2 separate regions of the Mus musculus genome follow, and region 2 is linked to region 1. Evidence: chromatin loops called from intact Hi-C (ENCODE). Cell type or tissue: left cerebral cortex. All regions are shown on one strand. Links, peaks and the distances in the headings refer to the core of each region. The heading gives the core; the rest is flanking DNA. Region 1 has its middle 19 kb from the start of Nabp1. Region 2 has its middle 68 kb from the start of 9330175M20Rik.

The links. Hi-C counts contacts between places; a loop is a spot of excess contacts. Peaks named below come from ENCODE experiments on the same cell type or tissue, not always from the same donor. Only the 100,000 strongest peaks of a DNase experiment are listed, where the experiment ranks them.
Region 2: it touches region 1 in a loop (2.0-fold over the local background); 2 of 42 quality-filtered maps call a loop at or near these places.

The regions. Positions count from the first base shown.
Region 1 is chr1:51,457,923-51,460,840 of GRCm38, reverse strand. No RefSeq gene overlaps it. Among named protein-coding and RNA genes, the nearest start is that of Nabp1, 19 kb to the left of the region's middle. In left cerebral cortex, for the core only: a CTCF peak has its summit at 1,652 (motif pointing left); DNase peaks (open chromatin) are centred at 1,550 and 2,519.
Region 2 is chr1:51,400,533-51,403,450 of GRCm38, reverse strand. No RefSeq gene overlaps it. Among named protein-coding and RNA genes, the nearest start is that of 9330175M20Rik, 68 kb to the right of the region's middle. In left cerebral cortex, for the core only: no CTCF peak of the experiment used is centred there; DNase peaks (open chromatin) are centred at 1,315 and 1,714.

The DNA of each region.
Region 1 (2,918 bases), core at 234-2,733:
AACTAATCTAAGAAATGATTACCAATGTCTTCCAAACTTTGGAAAGGTTGACGTGGAACTTTCTAAGTGGACCAAATTGGCAATTCAGCACATAGTAGGGCTGGCCTTCCATAGGCACAGCTTTCAATCTGTGGGTTCTGCAACTGTGAAGTCATCGCACCATGAGGAGTGTGTGTCTGAATTGATCATGGACAGACTTTTTCTTGTATTATTCCCTAGACAATAAAATATAATAACTATTTACATAGCGTTGAGAAGTGTACGAGTTGCCACTGCATCAGAACAATGAATACAAAGTCGAATAAACTGAAAAGGCAATTCTTCCTAAAACAGTAGGAGCAGTAAGGTCAGAAGGCAAGTCAATGTCCCTGAAGTTGGTGTGAGAGGCACAGAAAATCATACCAGAGTGGAAACTCAGGAACAGACAACTCAATGGGAATTAATGCCCAGCTGGAGAAAGCCTGCTCAGGAATCGATGGAAAGCTGGAGGTTCAGCCTAAAGAAATCTTAGATAAAAAACAAGGAGCTCATTCACTGGGATCTCCCAGTCCCTTTTATTAATTCTTAGAGAATTTCTTACAATGTGTTTTGATAATATTTACCTCCATCCCTTGACTAGGTAGACCTTTTAGTAGACTTGTTGTTACTGAATAAAAAGTCTATGCCTGAGGATATCTCCATAGAAACATTGAGAACTGAAAAACTCTGGGAAAAGTGGGGAGAACACATACCCCAAATAGCAGTTCCCTTTTAAGCAGTATAACTATGCATGGTGGGGGTATTAAAATGAAGGTACTGAAAGATCACAGTGTCATTTTGAAGTTTGGGTTGTTTGTAAGTATATTTCAATCTCTGCAGCAGCCACTGGGGTGGGGGATGGAGGTCTGAGATTCACTGATGTGCTAAGAAAGATGAGAAAGTAAGAGAACCTTTGGGCCTCCTGTCTGTATTGGTAAGGTGCTAGTAGTGATGGCTATCACCGTGCTTTTAACAGGGAAATTCAAAGTCAAGCTTTACTAGTTAGCAATAAGGCATTAATGAACACCGGGCAAGCAGAGACTAGCAGAGTAGGAGGTAGAAGGGTGGGTCTTCCTCTAAGATGGAAGTGGAACAGCTGAGGAAGGAATTAGTCCAGAGGAGTCCTCTATCTTTTGAAGGTCCTCACTCTTTCCAAACACAGAAATTTTATTTTGACTCATGTGTATGGGTATTTCTAGTCACGTGTGTGTGAATGCAGCATGCAGATTCTTGGAGCTGGAATCACGGGCAGCCGGTGCTGGGAACAGAGTGTGTGTGCTCTGGAAGGGCAGCAAGCGCTCCTAACCTCTGCGCCACCTCCCCAGCCAACAGCTGCCCTTTCTTAGTCCCGGAGTTGAGTCCAGATCTCCTGGGGGAGTGTGCTGTGGTCTGCTGATGGGCAGAGAAGTTCATTGAGGTGGTTCAGGCTTGGGGCTCAGCAGGTGGGTTCTGGCAGCCTGGAAGGCACCAACTGGGTCTGTGTAAAACACACTGGGAAACTGGCTGAGCTAGACCTGAGGGACCAACCTTTGGAGTGTTGGCAACACTCCCCAGGAGGTGAGCACTATCTTGTGTCTCCTGAGTTCCTTTCCAGTCAAAGAACTAGTGTCCCTCCCTCCAACAGTCTCTCTGCTGCCCTCTACTGGTGAAGCTTTACATCTTACCACCTGGGGAAAAAGTAATAAAAGAAGTAAACTTGTAACTAGTGTTGCGGTCTTGACTTCGACTTGGCTTCAGAAGGACCACACCAGACCAAATAGTTCCACGGGAGGTTTATTGGGCGAGAGAGGGCAAGGTGGCTGCGGGAAGAGGGGGAGGGTAGATGGGGGGGGGGGGCTTTCTTCATATATGGGTGATGACGTAAAGGTGGGAGGTGAGCCAAGTGGATTCTGGGAATATGGTGGTTGTTGCCTTGGTAACAGGTGTTCGAGTCTCGCCTATGTGATGTCAGGGGTTTCGGAGGTCCTAATACCAACAACTAGCATCTCTATTGAAATACTTATATATGCAACAACAAGACGTCTGTGGTTCAAACCAATCATGAAGGTAGAGAAAGAAGCATTCACACAAGCAATGATAAATACTAAAGAGGGACTGTAGAAAGGGCTCAAATATATTCTCCCCTTCCTCTTCATTTTAAGTATAACACCTTAAAATGTGAATTGGCATGTTTCTGGAGGACACCGAAGCTTTATCTAACAATCTAGGGTTGCTTAGAATGTGGGGAGAACTAGAACAACCTCACATGGATCCACTGCTGGGAAGGTGGAGATAGCATCCTGGCTGATTGTGGGACAGAAAGAAAAGTCTTTCTTGGAAAGCCTTAGGCTGACATCAGGAGGCCACACAAGCTTAATCCTTACATTGAAAGGGACTGACAACATAGTTTCCTTAGTGGGTTTAGGTATACCTAGACTATTCTAAGTACTAGTTACGTGTTTGCAGTTACTAGCTATGCTAATGTATTTTCTGACAACGAGCCTACGCTCTGCTGGCAGGGAGCTGAGGTGCCAGGAAGCTGACAACTTTACACTCCCGATGCTCCTGAGTCTACAAGCTAAGAGAGGGGTGAATAACCCAGTGTGCGTCACTGCTGCTGTTGTCATCCTTCACTGACACCAGACTCCAGCTTCTTCAGATTCCAACAAGACTCCAGGAATCTTCTGCAGACCAGATTGGGATATCGAAAGAAAACAGATGTGTGGACTGAGGTGATATCTGCTTCTCAGCCTCTCCGCTCTAAAGATGGACATTTTTTGATTACCTGGTATATATCTTGTGAGCCAATGTAGTGAATCTTTGTTCATAACGTGTATGTATTCTATTGGTTCGTTTCCTTTAGAGAACCCCATACAATGCAAATATTGAATTAAAAAAATAGCTCACTGGAATCCAGCAAA
Region 2 (2,918 bases), core at 192-2,691, 57 kb after region 1:
TTGCTTATTTTGTTTGTTTCCTGCATTAATTCCAATCTTATAATCTAGTTGTTTTCTTGATGGAAGATCCTGGAAAGTAAATGCTTACTCAGGTGAAACTTAAGGAAAAGTCAATATCACACAGTTTTCAATGTTTAACAGGTGAAAGGAAAGAAAAGAACATAGTGATGAGTTGTCTACCTCATTTGTTGGTTGTGGGCATTTTTGTTTGTCTGTTTTGTTTTGTTTTTAGCCAAAGAAACGCAAGGTCTGTTTACATCCTTCATCTTCTAAGTATGGTAAGGGATTCTAAGCTGTAGTGAAAGATTGAAGAAGATGCTGGCAAGGCGTAAGGCTATCCCATAGGAGCAGGTCAGAGAGCTGGGCAACTCAGATTAGAGCGAAGCCTCAGGTATCCCAGGGAGCATTCCTGTCTTGCCTCCACTCATTTATTTAGGAATGAAGAAGCTTCCCTGGAAAGTCTCAAAGATGAAGTCACTGAGCAACCATCTTTGTAGTGACTGGGAAGACCACTAGTCGAGCCTGCTTAGAGGGTGTTTTGAATACATGTCGTGCAGAGGGACTGCAGAGAAGACAGGTACACATATGAATTCCTTTGGCAAGGGGTCCTGAAAATTCTGGATCCATAAAGCTAAAATATGGTAACCAACGAGCTTGATGAATCAGTGGCACGCACAAATGGAAGGTCACTATTGACTTAAGATATTGCAAATTGCAGCTGAGTCAGCACTCTTTCAGTGACTGACAAAATTGAGATTAAGGGGGACAGAGCTCTTTGGAAAATAAGAAAACCTGAAAGATTCATTTGTTTTTTAACATCTTTATTCTCGTAGGTTTACTTCGTATTTCTTTAATTGCTCAATCTTAAAATGAACTCAATTCTGATACATAATAATGTTTTTAATATACAAAGTTAATTTTGAAATTTATGTATTTGACCCACTAACAAATTTCTTCTCTCACGTGTACAGACCTGTGAAACAAACTTGGTTGAACAGACCAATTAGAAGAGGAGTTATTTCCACTAGTGTACCGAGTGTAACACTAGTTCCTGTTGCCACTTTGGCCTCTAACTCTGTGCACATTTCTGCTTCTTGCATCATGAGTTTCAGATTTTTGTGCAGATTTTTTATGGTTCCCTGGATCTTTGGTTTTTAAATAGAGTAGCATGACACAATAGTTCTTGTAAAAGGAAAAAAAAATTGGCTGCAAGAACTGTCTAGCAAAAGTAAGGGCATGCCTCCTAAATAAAGCTTGTTTTTAAAGCTTTGGCAAGTCAGAGCCATACCCCACTGCTTCTCTTGGTGCCCTTTGCTGGCTGTGTATCTTGCTCTTCTGCCTGCTCATTCTTGTCATACCTGTCACTCCGATTCATCACATGCACTGAAACCTGACCTTAGCTTCTGTCAAACTGAAAAAGAAACTCCGGTGCATTATATAACGCCTTTAAAATTCCTGCATCCCTTTCCTGGGGTAGTTGGACTGATGCCAAAGAGAAGCCACTGCGAGTGAGACATAGTGCTCTCATCATGTATGTGGCTACAAAACTACACTTCACCCAGCTTTATATTCTCTTTCCTAGAGAGTCCCAGGCTTATTAGCAGCCCCATTCTCCCCACTATGACCTGGCTTCTAGGTGGACATATCTATTCCATTTCCTCGGCAGCAACTTTCTGACCTGTTTGCTGAGGATGCCAGAACAGCATAAGGAAGGCTCTGGAAGTGAGCAGAAGCATCCCATCTCTTGAAATTGGCAGAGAAAGATGGTGAATATGTAAATATTTTTAGCTGTCAAATAGACTTAGACTAAGTATAATGTAGATTTATAAATTAGACCTTGCATAGGAAGAATAGGTTGCTACCAATCCCTCCTAGTTCCAATGCTTTTTCCTCAATGCTTCTTGTTTCATACTTTCTCCTAAGCAGTCCTTGGGAGAAAGTAAAAGCTGAGGGCTAGAGGCTGCCTGTAGGGATTGACCAGCTCTTCAGAGGAAGAGGGCTCAGGTTCACTCCAGTGGTTTGTGAAAACAACAAAACAGATGTTGACTACCATCCTAAGTAGAGGCCTAAGTATGGGACAAAATTCTAAGCAAGGAATTCACAAGGAATTTATGATAGGGTGCTACATCCACTCCAGTAGTGACTTGCTTGACAGGTTTAGAAACCTGGAAGTCACAGAAACTTAGTCTCCTGGAACTGTGGCATCCCATAGCACGTATGCTCCAATTTTGTTTGTCCTTGCAAATGGATCTGTGTGCTCTCTTTCAGTATTGTTTTATTATAGGTACCTCCAAGCAATGACTTGCCAAATACCTAAACAAAATCTAACTTTGCTTCCTGGCCGTCACCAATGCCCTAGGTTGTCCTTGGCTTTGAATTCAGTAAGAATGTTACCTATTTAGTACATTTGAATTGCCTCTAGTCTTGTAAGAGAGATAGTGAAAGAAATCAGGCATTACTATCTACTACATAGAGATAGAAATCTCAGAGCAAGCTTAGCAATGTAAGTTTAAAATTCTTATTATAGTTATGTATGGCAGACTACATTACTTATTAGTAAAATAGTCCCCCCCACCCCCACACACACAATCACTTAGAATAAAAGCCAAGTCGCTCCCATATACAGGAATTTACAGTGGTTTAGGAAGTAGATTGGGCTGTGATTTAAGGAGACTAGAGTATTGCATTATTCATGAGAAGGTTAGCCAGAGCGGGAACTCCCTAATTAGAGCCATAGCTTGGGCGTGAAAGCCCTTGCCCCGGGAGTGTAAAGACCTCACACCTGGCTTCTAAGAATATAGCTGACCTTAGATAGAGCTGACTTTGTCTCAGTTGTTTTATTGCCCACTTCCTGCCAGTCTTTGTGTTTGCATTCCTCTGTTTTGTGTAAAGAGTCATAAGAATCTGGTAACCTTGTA